Regions from separate parts of the Homo sapiens genome. Here region 2 is linked to region 1. Evidence: chromatin contacts called from ENCODE Hi-C or POLR2A ChIA-PET data. All regions are on one chromosome and are shown on one strand. Each heading gives the region's core, a stretch centred on a gene start or an enhancer-like site at or near the end of the contact. The rest is flanking DNA. Distances are from core to core; before and after follow the strand shown.

Region 1 (6,330 bases), core at 3,774-6,273:
AGACAGACACCATGACATCATTGCATAAGATTTTTTTCAGATCTATCACATAAAAGTTTATAAGCAGAAACTAAAGAGGGTTGTCAACTTTAATTTAGAAAATTGCTGCATGATCAAAATATAGATGTGTTGGACCAAAACATTATTAGAAAAAAAAGCAGATATATTACTTTTATTTTGCACAAGGATAATTCAAAGTAAAAATACTGCCAGTCATTAAGGGGAGCATACGCTAACTGAGGAATGATTAAACTGGCCAGTCTCTAATGTGTATCTTGGTGAAATTTTTGTACACTCTGTTAAATAACGCAAACCCTTGAAAACTACAGTTTGGTACTAAGGCTTTCTGATTAAAGCTGAATATATTGGTTGTGAGAAGAAGCCACAACTTTTATCGATTCAAACATGAAAAACAGGAATGGGTTTTGTTTTATTTTATTTGACTTTAGAAATATGGTATGGGCCTTTTAGTTGGTTTCTCAACTTTTGACTTCTTTTCTTTTGGTTCCAGTGGTATCATTTAGAGAGAGCCCTGAAAGGTAGATTTTTCCCCTAGCCCTTCAAAATCACTTTAATTCTATTTCTGTCGAACCAATAAGTATATGCAAACCCAACATCAGGACCATTCTTGGGAAGAACTAAATGTGAACAAAGGTCACTTCAGGGCCTCTATACCCGCACTCCTTTCTTATTCTCTTCTTGACTCTCTGGTCCCACCCAACTGCCACACAAGGTCCTCATGTTCAGTGATATGGTTTGGCTATGTCCCCACCCAAATCTCACCTTGAATTGTAATAATCCCCACGTGTCTAGGGCAGGGCCAGGTAGAGATAATCAAATCACGGGGGTGGTTTCCCCCATACTGTTCTCGTGGTAGTGAATAAGTCGCACAAGATCTGATGGATTAAAAATGTGAGTTCGCCTGTGTAACCTCTGTGGCCTGCCACCATGTAAGATATGTCTTTGCTTCTCCTTTGCCTTCCACCATGATTGTGAGGTCTCCCTAGCCAGGTGGAACTGGGGAGTCCATTAAACCTCTCTCCTTTATAAATTACCCAGTCTTGGGTATGTATTTATTTTCTGTGTGAGAACAGACTAATATATTCAGTTCCTCACTGCTGCCAGCTCTTTCCAAGCCTCTGTCCTTTCATTCAGAATACTCCTGTGTTTTGTATCAGGAGACAGTGTGTACAAAAGTGCTTTACAAACTACAAGTCACTTTAAAAGGACCTTTGCAGTTTGTGCAGCCTCAAGGAGGCTAAATCAGATACTTATTTTAAAATAACCAACAATTTAATATGAAGAGGTAAGCATGAATTAACATATTGATAATGGATAATGGTCTGGCCTTTTATTTCTAGATAAGTTGGCAGTGATGATAACGCGTCTTTATTACTTACCTTTCCCAGCCATGTCTGAATTTTCATGGAAGGCAGGATGCTCTAACCCTAAGAAATTTCAAGATGTCAAATGGTAAAATTCCAGAACCTGTGCAGGTATAAAGGATACTTTTGGCTGGGAGGGATGGAGGAGGGTGGAAATCATCCAGGAAACACCATCCAAGGTAGCCACATGCCACATGATGCTGGCTACCACTCGGCTCAGCCCAGGTTCTATAAATATTGGCCTGGCATTCGAGAAAAAGTCCAAAAATAAATGGTGACTATAGAAATTCTAATTTTGAGTGTGTTGACAAATTTCTTTGACTCTATATCCTATACTGAACAGTCAACACTTTCTTTTAAATCCCTGTCTTTCTTGTCAAACTTAGAATATGGGGCTTTGCTATTAGAAATAATCTTGGTAGATGCAAATGGTATTATAATGGCTATTTTAAGCAATCTGAACGTATATTTTACATCTTTTACTAGAATTTGCTACTGTTATTTCAGATATTTTGATTGTTGTTATTTAATAATGATTCTAAAAGTATTCATGTTTTGAAATCTCATTGGAAATGGCAAGCTATGAATGACTGGCCTTCATCCAGACTTTTGGAACAATCACATACTGACTCACTGGGGTCTTGTTACATCCAGTCTGGATTTCAAACTATATATTCAAGCCAATTTCTTCAATCTACAGTGTTATGTCACCATATTTGGGCAAGGACTGAAGTGGTTCTAATATAAGCTTCTAGAAAAGTGAAAAGTTGAAGCAAAATTTTTTTTTCTCTTTATACAAAGTTAAATCACCATGTTTTGGATGCCACACATGAAGTTAATTTTAATGTCCTCATCTATTAGAGTTAAGAGACTTAAAAAAAAAAACTGATGATGTTAAAATCTGTATGTTGCCTTCCCCCAACCCCGTCCCTCATTGATGTTCTTAGCAGAAGTGACCCAAGATCTACACTGGATCTTAGGTGAAGATGGGCATCCTTTTGCTTATATTGAGTTAATGGTGGAAATAATTCTATCTCTATTTGGATACCCTATTAATATCTGAGTCCTAACTCTTAGGATAGACATATAGGCTCAACGTTAAATTGGCTCTTTCAGGAAACACATGAGGCACAGAAGTTGAGTACCTTTATGCCCATGGCTTAGGAATATACTCCCTGAACCTCCTCTGATATGACTTTAGTATCAGATTTTTCTTTGTCAATTATGTGACAAATATTTACTGAGTCCCTTCTATGTGCCAGGTACTCAAATGGGTGTTGGAGATACAGTGGAAAACAGATAAGTATCATCCCTGCCTTCATGGAGCTTATAGTGTAGTGACAGAGACTAACATTAAACATTAAAGAAATAATTACATAAATATGTACTTAATATTAAATAAACAAATAATTACATAAATATCTATTTAATTACAATTACAAAATGGTTATAAAAGTAGGGGAAATGCCCCGTCTCTACTAAAAAATACAAAAAATTAGCCAGGCATGGTGGCGGGCACCTGTAGTCCCAGCTACTCGGGAGGCTGAGGCAGGAGAATGGCGTGAACCCGGGAGGCGGAGCTTGCAGTGAGCCGAGATCTCACCACTGCACTCCAGCCTGGGCGACAGAGGGAGACTCCGTCTCAAAAAAAAAAAGAAAAAAAAAAAAGAGGGGAAATAAAATACTAGTAGAGTGCATAGAAGAGGAATGTAGTTTGATTTGGGGGATCAGGAAAGAAATTAAGTTTTAACTGAAGGCCATTGGGTGGTAAGTGATGGGAAAATGGGAAAGTGGTGCTGGCAATGTTGGCAAGTGTCAGATATTAAGGGCTTCACAGATGAGGTTCAGGATTTGGATCTTTATCTCAAGACCAATTTAGAAACAATGAAGGGCTTTAAGGAGGAGGCATGACCAGATTGTTATTTTGTGATCACTCGGGCCACTATGTAAGAGAATAAACTTGAAGGAGCCAAAGACGACGCAGGAGACCAGTAAATATGTTAATGCAATAGACCAGACAGAAGATAAAGGTGGCTGGGACTCAGGGATGATAAAGAGAAGTGGGTGGTGTGAAGTATATTTATTCATAGAACTTATTTGGGGGTGGAGAGGAGGTAAGTGAGAAGAAAGCACAAAGATGACTCTGGCTCCCAAGTTTATGAAATAAGCAACAGCATGAAAAGAGTTCTCTTTCTTCAACTTTGATGGGAGCTTGGTTGAAGGGGAATAGGGAAAGTTAATTCTGATGTTAAATGTTTGCATTTTGAAACATCTTAAACAGTGAGAAGAGAGGTAGGAAGCCTAGGCTTCAAAATGGTGGGTGAGGAATTCACAAGAAACTCTGGGCTAGGGAGTTCCATTTGGGAGTCACTCATTTGAGCATTTTAGACCTATGCCATGGAATTAAAGTGCTAATTTTGTCTTCCACTGTCCCACCAAAATATATTCGGTGAGTGAAGTTCTCCATCTGTAGATGAAAACATGGACCACAACCATCGTAAGATATCTTTGTGCTTTTCTAGACATAAAAGATGTTTGCAACTGACTCTTCTTTGGGTACTTTCATGGATTCTTTCAAGAGCGCTCATTACTGGGAGCTTCCTATCCCTGAATTGTCACTTCCTTCTTCAGGTGTCAGCACAGTTGGGTTCTAGTGAGGACTTGTCTTCCTTGCTGGATGATTGCTTTCTCTCTGGGTCCTCACATGACAGCATGACAGAGAGAGAGAGAAAGAGAGATTTCTCTTCTTTACAAGACCACAGTCCTGTTGAATTAAGGGCCCACTCTTATGACTTCATTTAACCTTGCATCCTACAGACCCTGTCTCCAGCTACACTAGGAATTAGGGCTTCGACATATTAATTTGGGGGGAACACCAATTCAGACCACAGCAATGGGAAACACTCATACAGCCATTTCCTAAACAAACTAATGACCATCTCTCCTTTACTCCTGACAGCGGAGCAGCCACTGGCCCTTCATTAAATTTCCAAGAGAATTCAGACACCTGACTATTGTATCCCCCAATTCACATATGCACAGCAAAAATTTATTTAATGCAAAATTATACAATGATTTTCAGCCACAACAATAATATTGTACAAGTAAATACAAATAAAGTATCATTTTTACTAATCTATTAACAATAATTTTAAAAAGTTAAAAATATCTGTTGTTGATGAGGTTATGCAGAAAGATGCATTTTTGGAACTTTTTGAGGACCTGTAAATTGATACAACTTTTTATAAAGCAATTAGGTGATATTTATGAAAATATTGAATTGACATACCTTTCGCCCAGTTCTCAGAATTTAACCTCTAGTAATACTTTTTCATAAGAAAGTCCTTGCTGCTTTACTATTACTTGTAATAGGAAAGAAAGACAGACAGAGGAGGGAGGGAGGGAAGGAAGGAAGGTAGAAGGAAGGAAGGAAGGAAGGAAGGAAGGAAGGAAGGAAGGAAGGAAGGGGAAAAGGAAATCATTTATGGCAATCAGAATTCTGACAGGAAACAACTCAGTTCAAGTTAATAAAGTGACTAATTTATGAGATGCTAACATGGATAAGGTGGTGGTGTTCTGGTGCACAATTCTTCCCATCGTTACATTTGGTGACCTCAAGTTGGTATCCTGAAATCAGAAACTGCAAAAGTATTTATACCCACAGAAATTGCCAAATCCTAAACATTTACTGGTTATAGGACTTTGTAAGAGACAGTAAGTCATGCAGATTAGCAACAGCTGGAAGCCATCACCACCTCTAGGCAAAGAAAGGAACTATGTTAACAGAACCAGAATGGAGGCATGGTGAAGGAATTATATTTAGAACAGCTCCGTCACTTCCAGAAAATGCAGCTCAGTGAGGAAGGAAATGGAAGAAATATCATGACCTCTTTCCCCCAACCCCAAATCCGCCATGCTTTCTATTGGCTAAACCCGACCAGAGGCCAAGGTTCAGCATCCTAGAGCATAAAGAACTATAGATTAAAGCAGAGAATAAGCTGTGAAGCAGGCAAGCAGACAATAACCAGCATGTTATTCAATATCCATCAAGAAGGAATGAGTTATACACATTGTAGGACATTCATTAAAATGAATTATCGTGCATATATGAAAATGAATGATGCAGATCTGTGCAGGTTTCTTTGTATCATTATTAAATGATAAAAAGTAAGTAAAGAGTAAGTTACAGAAAAGTATGAGTTTTTAATTCTATTTTTGTAAAAACTATATAAATACATATACTTTTTTTCAGAAGCCAAACAAAATATTTAGAAAAATATACATGCCAAACTCTCTTTTTTTTTTTTTCTTTTGAGATGGAGTTTTGCCTTGTTGCCCACGCTGGAGTGCAGTGGTGCGATCTTGGCTCACCACAACCTCTGCCTCCCGGGTTCAAGCTATTTTCCTGCCTCAGCCTCCCGAGTAGCTGGCATTACAGGCATGCGCCACCATGCCCGGCTAATTTTGTATTTTTAGTAGAGACGGGGTTTCTCCATGTTGGTCAGGCCGGTCTCAAACTCCCAACCTCAGGTGATCTGCCCACCTCGGCCTCCCAAAGTGCTGGAATTACAGACCTGAGCCACTGCTTCCAGCCCTTGCCAAACTCTTAAAGTGATTACTTTTAGAGCATGGGATTGATCAAAGAGGACTTGCACTTTCTACTTTCGATTTCTAATTGTTTGAATTTATAAACATCTATTTATAACTTTTTAAAACAACAAAGCAGTCTGTGTCTGTTTTTTCCTCTCAAAGCATAATGACACTAGGATTGGCAATGCTTTCATATGTGTCATCTAAAAGGAAGAATTATTTTTTCCCCTTCAGCTATGTCCCCTGAGGATTCTTCTAATTGTTCTGTGGAATGTGGAGATGTCTGTGCATTACGTGACTATCTGAAAATCAGCGATTTCAGGTAGTCATTGAGGGAATTATCAACTGAGGGGTG
Region 2 (6,251 bases), core at 9-2,508, 230 kb before region 1:
CCTGCTGGTGCAGATTGCCTGACTCTCCAAGTATAAATCGGGAGGGAGGAGGACTAGCCTTGAGTTGTTGACTGGGTTGTCATAGCTAGCCTGGGCTCTGGAGTGAGGATGGTCAGTGTTGGGCACAATTAATTCATCCATAGAAGGAAAAGATGTTGAGCAAAATATCTCAATGAAGTAATGGATTCAAATGGTGTCAGGAACATCTAAACAGCACAGCAGTTGCTTCTACATCAAATGTGACATTTGGCATTGAGGGTAAGTTCACAGAGCCAAAGCTAAACTCAGGTCAGGATTTAACACTGTTAAACCATTTTGACATGTGGCTTTTATTTGTTAATGAAACCAACTGCATTTGACCTGCTAAACATTAGGAGAATGAAAATATAAGAAAAACATAGATCCTTATGGGAAAAAGATGCAAGTAGAATTATTTTCACTGAGTGGAAGATGGAGATGGAGGTGGGGGTCTGAGGATAGAAAAGAAAGTAAAAATATTAAACTAAGAGAAGAGTGAGGATAATTGCCAAGGAATGTAGCACCGCAAAAGGTCAGTGTGTTCTTGGATAATGCTAGTGGCTATAGCAGGAGGTAAGCATGATTAGAGGTGCTGTGTCCTTTCCACAGCACGCCTCCAAGGAGAGTGAAGACTCTAATCAAATGCCTGGTCTGCCAGAAGTAAGAAATTGGGTGACGTTGGGTAGAAAAATATTTTATAGGTTTGTGACAAATTGTCGTACCTCTAAATCCAATTCATAGCTTATATATATATACACAATCTTACAAAAAAATCAACCTAACAAAGCATCGATCCACATATATCCACATTTCCTTTCATGTGGACTTAGTTTTTGTTAAGCCTTAATCAGGTTTTAGTATTGCCTGTAAACAGATATCTTGCTGAATGTGAGAGCGGTTTCTAAAAAGAAGATACAGCCCCATTTCTGGTCTGTACTTTTCTGCAGCTTATATATATATTTAAATAAACCTAGTGTTACCAGTTTTGATTGGTCTATTTCTGCTGAATGTTCCTCAAGGAAGAATATTATTATTGGAAAGAACCTGACATGTACTGGTTGTGGAATGGAGGAGTGAGCGATCTGAACAAATAGTTAACTTATAATGGTTAACTGTTTTCCTTGTAAAAGTCAAGATAAGATATACTCAGCAAGCTTGTGAATTTTGAGTGCTGGGAAGTCCTGGATTCCTGCAGAGTCATTGTGAGGTTTGCTTTTATTGGCCTCTGTTTCCCATGCAAGGGACAATTGTATAAATCCCCCTCTCCCTGCACCCACCTCCCTCCCATGTTGGTTTAATCCTTAGGCTGTTTCCTGCCTGCCCCCCTGGGAAATGCTGGTAAGAATTTCTTAAGATAGAACTTCCAGGGTCTTTATCTAGTTCTTCTCCCAGGCCAACCATTGGAACTTTCCTTTTGGATATGTCTCATTTGTGCAGCAAGTTTAACAGAGTGTTATATGCAAGTTCTAACAGGCAATGCTATATAATGGAGCATCCAAGACTGATACCAGTGTACTGGCTTTTTAAAACCCTAGGCACAAAACCTCACTTCAAAAGAGGAAAAATCTAAAGGTAGAAAGACTGCTTTTGGTCAGGGGGCTAAGTTAGATTCCTCAAGTCTCACTGTACAGGCAAGTTTTCATTTTTGTTTAGGGCTGTAGAATAAATCTTATTGTGCCCAATATGGAAAACAGATCAAAATGTTAAAGGGGAGTGTTGTGGCTTAGAGTCTCACCCACTCTGCTCTTTTCATTTCTTCTACTTTCCTGGGAAACCTTGAAAGATTTCACAGAGCCCTTGGGGTTGTACAGAGCACCAGGGCAGAGAATTGGTTGGGCCAATATTCTCAAATATAGTAACTCTTGATTATTTTTATTAAGACCCACATGATGATGTAGATCTGTAGAGAGAGCAGATAATAAGATAAGTAAGATAAGAAGCATGAGTAACAGGCCTGGTTCAATACACTCTCAAGTGGCCGAGAAAGCTTTCTGACTTCTAAATATGTTGAACACTTTGTACAAGTGGTTTGTGAATGTAGGTTTTCTGAGAAAGATAAGTGAATAAAAAAGAAACAGTACCAGGCTTGGGTCACTTTTATCTCAGGAGGAAGAGGCTATTGTTCATCCATGGAAAAAAGGGCCGATGAGCTGCAATTTTCAGCCTAAACTCTCTTAAAGATGGCTGGTCAACTTTATGTCAGACACAGAGTTCTTTCTCCTCTAAAAACTCATCATTGATTTGGGAGACAAGACATAGACAGATTAAGTAGCTGACTGTCAATACACAGCAATCCAAGGTAAACACTTATGGAAGTGGCAGAGGTACCTGCTGCTGAAAAGATACTTGAGTGTTGAAATAGTCAAGGAAGCTTTTCTGATGAAAATATCCTATGAACAGAAATGGTTAGAGAGAGTTCGTGTGCTAACTATATTCTTTCTGTGAGGATTAGGCTAGGTGGTTAGAGGATACAAGTGGAGATAAGAAATCTTGGCCCTGTGGCGAGGCCTCTTGTGCACAGGAGAAATAAAACAAGCAGGTTTCATGGGTGGACTGGAAGCCATGGAACAGCCACGTCACATGGTAATCAGGAACCTCAAAGGACAGTTGTCTATGGTCCACCAGCAGCAGTGGCTCATGGGTGATTCTTCTAGGGCTGATCATTAACGTGACTCAGACTTGTTGTGAATGCTCATTTCTGTCTTCAGCTCACTTTTTAGAGCTTGACTGGTCTTGGTGAGGAGCCATTCTGGCCTAGTCAGTTGTGGACAAGTGGACAGATTCACATAGTACAGGCATAGAAATTTGGATGTCTGTGGCGCAGTGGCTCCATGCCTGTAATCCCAGCACTTTGGGAGCCCGAGGTGGGCAGACCACGAGGTTACGAGTTCGAGACCAGCCTGAACAACATGGTGAAACCTCGTTTCTACTAAAAATACAAAAATTAGCCAGGTGTGGTGGTGCACACCTGTAATCCCAGCTACTCAGGAGGCTGAGGCAGGAGAATTGCTTGAACCCAGGAGGTGGGATTTGCAGTGAGCCGAGATCACACCACTGCACACCACTGCACTCCAGCCTGGGTCACACAGCAGAGCAAGATTCCGTCTCAAAAAAAAAAAAAAAAAGAAAAGAAAGAAATTTGGATGTCTGCAACTCTTAAGGCTACTTCCTTCCTTCCTTGGGGTGCTGTGGCAGGGACCCCTTTAACAGTGCCTGAGGTCGTGGCACTGGCTCCCCACTCAGGCAGTATCCATTGTGGAATATGTGTTGTACCCCAAAGATCTACCTTATATTGCACACTTTTGGGTCAGGAAGCACTCACTAATTAATTCTGTCTTACTTTTCATATTTGTTTTTTAGAGGCCTTTTTTCTTAGAAATGCATATGCAAACACAATGTAAACATATATCAATGCCATTTTCTACATGATTGTCAGGATTTATTATATAAAAGGATTGACTTTACTGATATTCTAATAGAATAAATCTGCCTGTCTTGCATTCTTGAAAGATCTCCTAAAGGTAGCAACAAATGATGGGATCATTATTAAAGTAAGATGAATGTGTTGTCAGGGCCTTGGAGAAACATAAGCATAATACTACCAGGAGAATTGTAAGTTCTTAAAAATGGTCAAGACCCTCAAAGTCATCTTGCCCCAAACTAGGGAGAGTTCATAAAAATCATCCACTGCTACTGCAAAGCTTGACAAGGAGGCTGAGACTGTGCAAGCTCTCTCGGACAGAAATTTATGGGACAAATCTGAGCTTTTATTGGGAAAAGAGAGTGAGAAGAGCCTTTTACTAAAGAGAATCTTGAGGTAGAAGATGCCCCACGGGACTCTGTGGCTAAGGAGAGGTTACTTTTAATAAACAATAGTGACCAGGAAAATAAGAGGAGGTGGCAGACACAATTCCATGCTTTTGACCTTTCAGTATTAGCTATTCTGAACTTTGTTCCTTTAACATCTTAATTTCTTGTCAACATTTCCCCACCCCCCTAACCCCCGCTCCTCTCAAATTGCTCCCTTCTTTAATTACCTTGTATTTTTAATTTCTTTCATATTGTCTTTGTCTCCTGCTATATTTCCTAATATAAGTGTTTTAATTGCTTTGAAATATTTCTAAGACTAAGGCATTTTAGGAATCAACATATTCTGTGTGTGTGTGTGTGTGTGTGTGTGTGTGTGTGTCTTCAGCTCTCTTTTCTCCTCCCTCACATCCAATGCAGTTGTTCCTAAATTGTATTATTTTTACTTGAAGTGGCCTATATTTGTGACACTGTGGGTTTAGTATAACATAGATAATTAGTAAGTTAGTACAATTAAGTAATGACTTATACTCTCAATTAGTTATGCTCCTAATCCTCATCCTGCCCCTTTGTTTTGTAATTTTTCTTTTTCAAAGTATTTCCAGTTGTTATCTCAGTCTACTATTATATAAACTATCTTGTTTTATTTTCACATACATCATTTAGGGAAGTAGAAAGGTGTGGTAGAGAGTTCGAGTTATGTGCTTTTTACGCTTGCTCTCATTTAGTTTTCCCAATAATGGTATGAGGTAGATATTCTTGTTCCTGTTGTACAGATGAGGAAACTGAGCCTGAGAAGGTTTAGTACCTTTTCTAGTTGCACACAGTTCGATAAGTGTCTTAGTCAGCTTAGGCTGTCATAACAAAATACCAGAGACTAGGTCCTTAAACAACATAAATTTATTTTGTCACAGTTCTGGAGGCTGGAAGTCTGAGAACATGAAGGCAGCATGATCAAGTTCTGTGAGGGCTCTCTTCCTGCCTTGCAGACAGCTGCCTTCTTGCTGTGTCCTCATATGGCAGAGAGAGAGCAAGAGAGAGAAAGACAGAGAGAGAGAGAGAGCAAAAGAGAGAGAAAGAGAGGTGAGGTGGGAGGTATTGCTGAGATGCTATGCTTATATGTGATAGAAAGTCTCCCTGCTGATAAAAAGGTGGAAGAGGTAAAGCGCTCTTGGGCATATTTCCAGGGGGTGAAAACCCACATTAGGATTCCATGAGGGGTCTGCATTCAAGGAGATAAGGAAGAGGCTACGGGGACTGGCTCTCAGGACAGAGTGGAAAGACAGTGGTTGCTGTATTGGTCTCTAGGAGTGAGGCATTGGGACGTGGATCTGAATTGCCACATCCAGAGATGAGCTCTGGGATTGCCTTCAGGGTCATTCTACCTTTGTCTTGAAGAGTAGTGTATGTTCACAGCCAAATTGCTCTATAGATCATAAAGGTCCAGTCCTTTAGGATCCAAGAATTCCAACAACCTTCCTTCATTTCATCTCATCTTGGTCCCTTTCAGTTCAAACTGGCAGTGTTTCTGCTGGAGTGACTGATTAGGTTCATGGTTCACACCCAGCTTAATCTCCTTAATGAATGGTTGCTTGGCCAGATCCTTAGTGTTCTTTTCAGAGCAAGCGTTCTTATTTTTTGCAATATAGATAGGCTGAGAAGTTCTGGTTCCTTTTTGCTTGCAATTCCATCTTCAATTTATCTTGCTCTTCTCACATTTTACTATAAGCAGTTGGAAGAAAGCTGCTCTTTCAACACTTTGCTTAGCAATCTCCTCAGCTAAATGTCCAATTTCATCATTGGCAAGTTTTGCTTTCCATAAAACACTAAAAAACAATTCAGCCAAATTCACTGCCACTTTATTACAAGGATATTCTTTTATGCATTGTCCAATAATTTGTTCCTTATTTCTGTCTGAGACCTCACAAGAATGGCCTTTACCTTCTATATTTCTATTAACATTCTATTCATGATTTCTTATATATTCTCCAAGATGGAAGCTTTCTCTATAGCTTTCATCTTTTTTTTTTCTTGTGCCATCACCAGAATTGCCTTTAACAGTCCCTTCATAGCAGTCTTGGCTTTTTCTAGTTTGTATCTCAAAACTCTTCCAGCCTCCTCTACCCGTTACTTAATTAAAAAATCATTTCCACATTTTTAGGTATTTGTTACAGTGGCACCCCACTTTTTGGTACCAAATCTGTATTAGTCTGAGTTTTCCAGAAAAACAGAGATATCTATAGATATCTCCTCCATTGGTTCTTTTTTGTGCATGTATATAAAATAAAGAATTGGCTCATGTGACGAGGGACCTGAGAAGTTCATGATCTCCAGCTGGAAAACTGATGACTCAAAAGAGCCAGTGGTATAGTTCCAGCTCGAGTCTGAGTCCAAAGACAGGAGAACACCTATGTCCCAGCTCAAAG

Evidence for each region. A loop is a pair of places that touch in the nucleus more often than their neighbours do. ChIA-PET counts read pairs that join two places held with the same protein, here RNA polymerase II (POLR2A). Pooled maps may share reads with other maps.
Region 2: a map of chondrocyte shows a loop between it and region 1 (2.1-fold over the local background). The contact joins two enhancer-like sites. A Hi-C loop is called at or near these places in 2 of 168 maps with a recorded cell type or tissue (A673 and chondrocyte) and 1 of 50 pooled maps. POLR2A ChIA-PET finds 5 or more read pairs at or near these places in 2 of 52 experiments (AG04449 and AG04450).

Annotation. Positions count from the first base shown.
Region 1 is chr2:215,536,549-215,542,878 of GRCh38, reverse strand. No RefSeq gene overlaps it. Among named protein-coding and RNA genes, the nearest start is that of FN1, 100 kb to the right of the region's middle. Within about 2 kb of position 5,023, at least 2 of the 41 ENCODE cell types and tissues checked have a DNase peak (open chromatin) inside an H3K27ac peak, as active enhancers do; they include A673, where a contact is called at or near this core.
Region 2 is chr2:215,767,163-215,773,413 of GRCh38, reverse strand. All of the region lies in intron 1 of LINC00607 (long intergenic non-protein coding RNA 607), which reads left to right. Among named protein-coding and RNA genes, the nearest start is that of LINC01614, 52 kb to the right of the region's middle. RefSeq lists an enhancer at 1,074-1,368. Within about 2 kb of position 1,258, at least 5 of the 41 ENCODE cell types and tissues checked have a DNase peak (open chromatin) inside an H3K27ac peak, as active enhancers do; they include A673, where a contact is called at or near this core.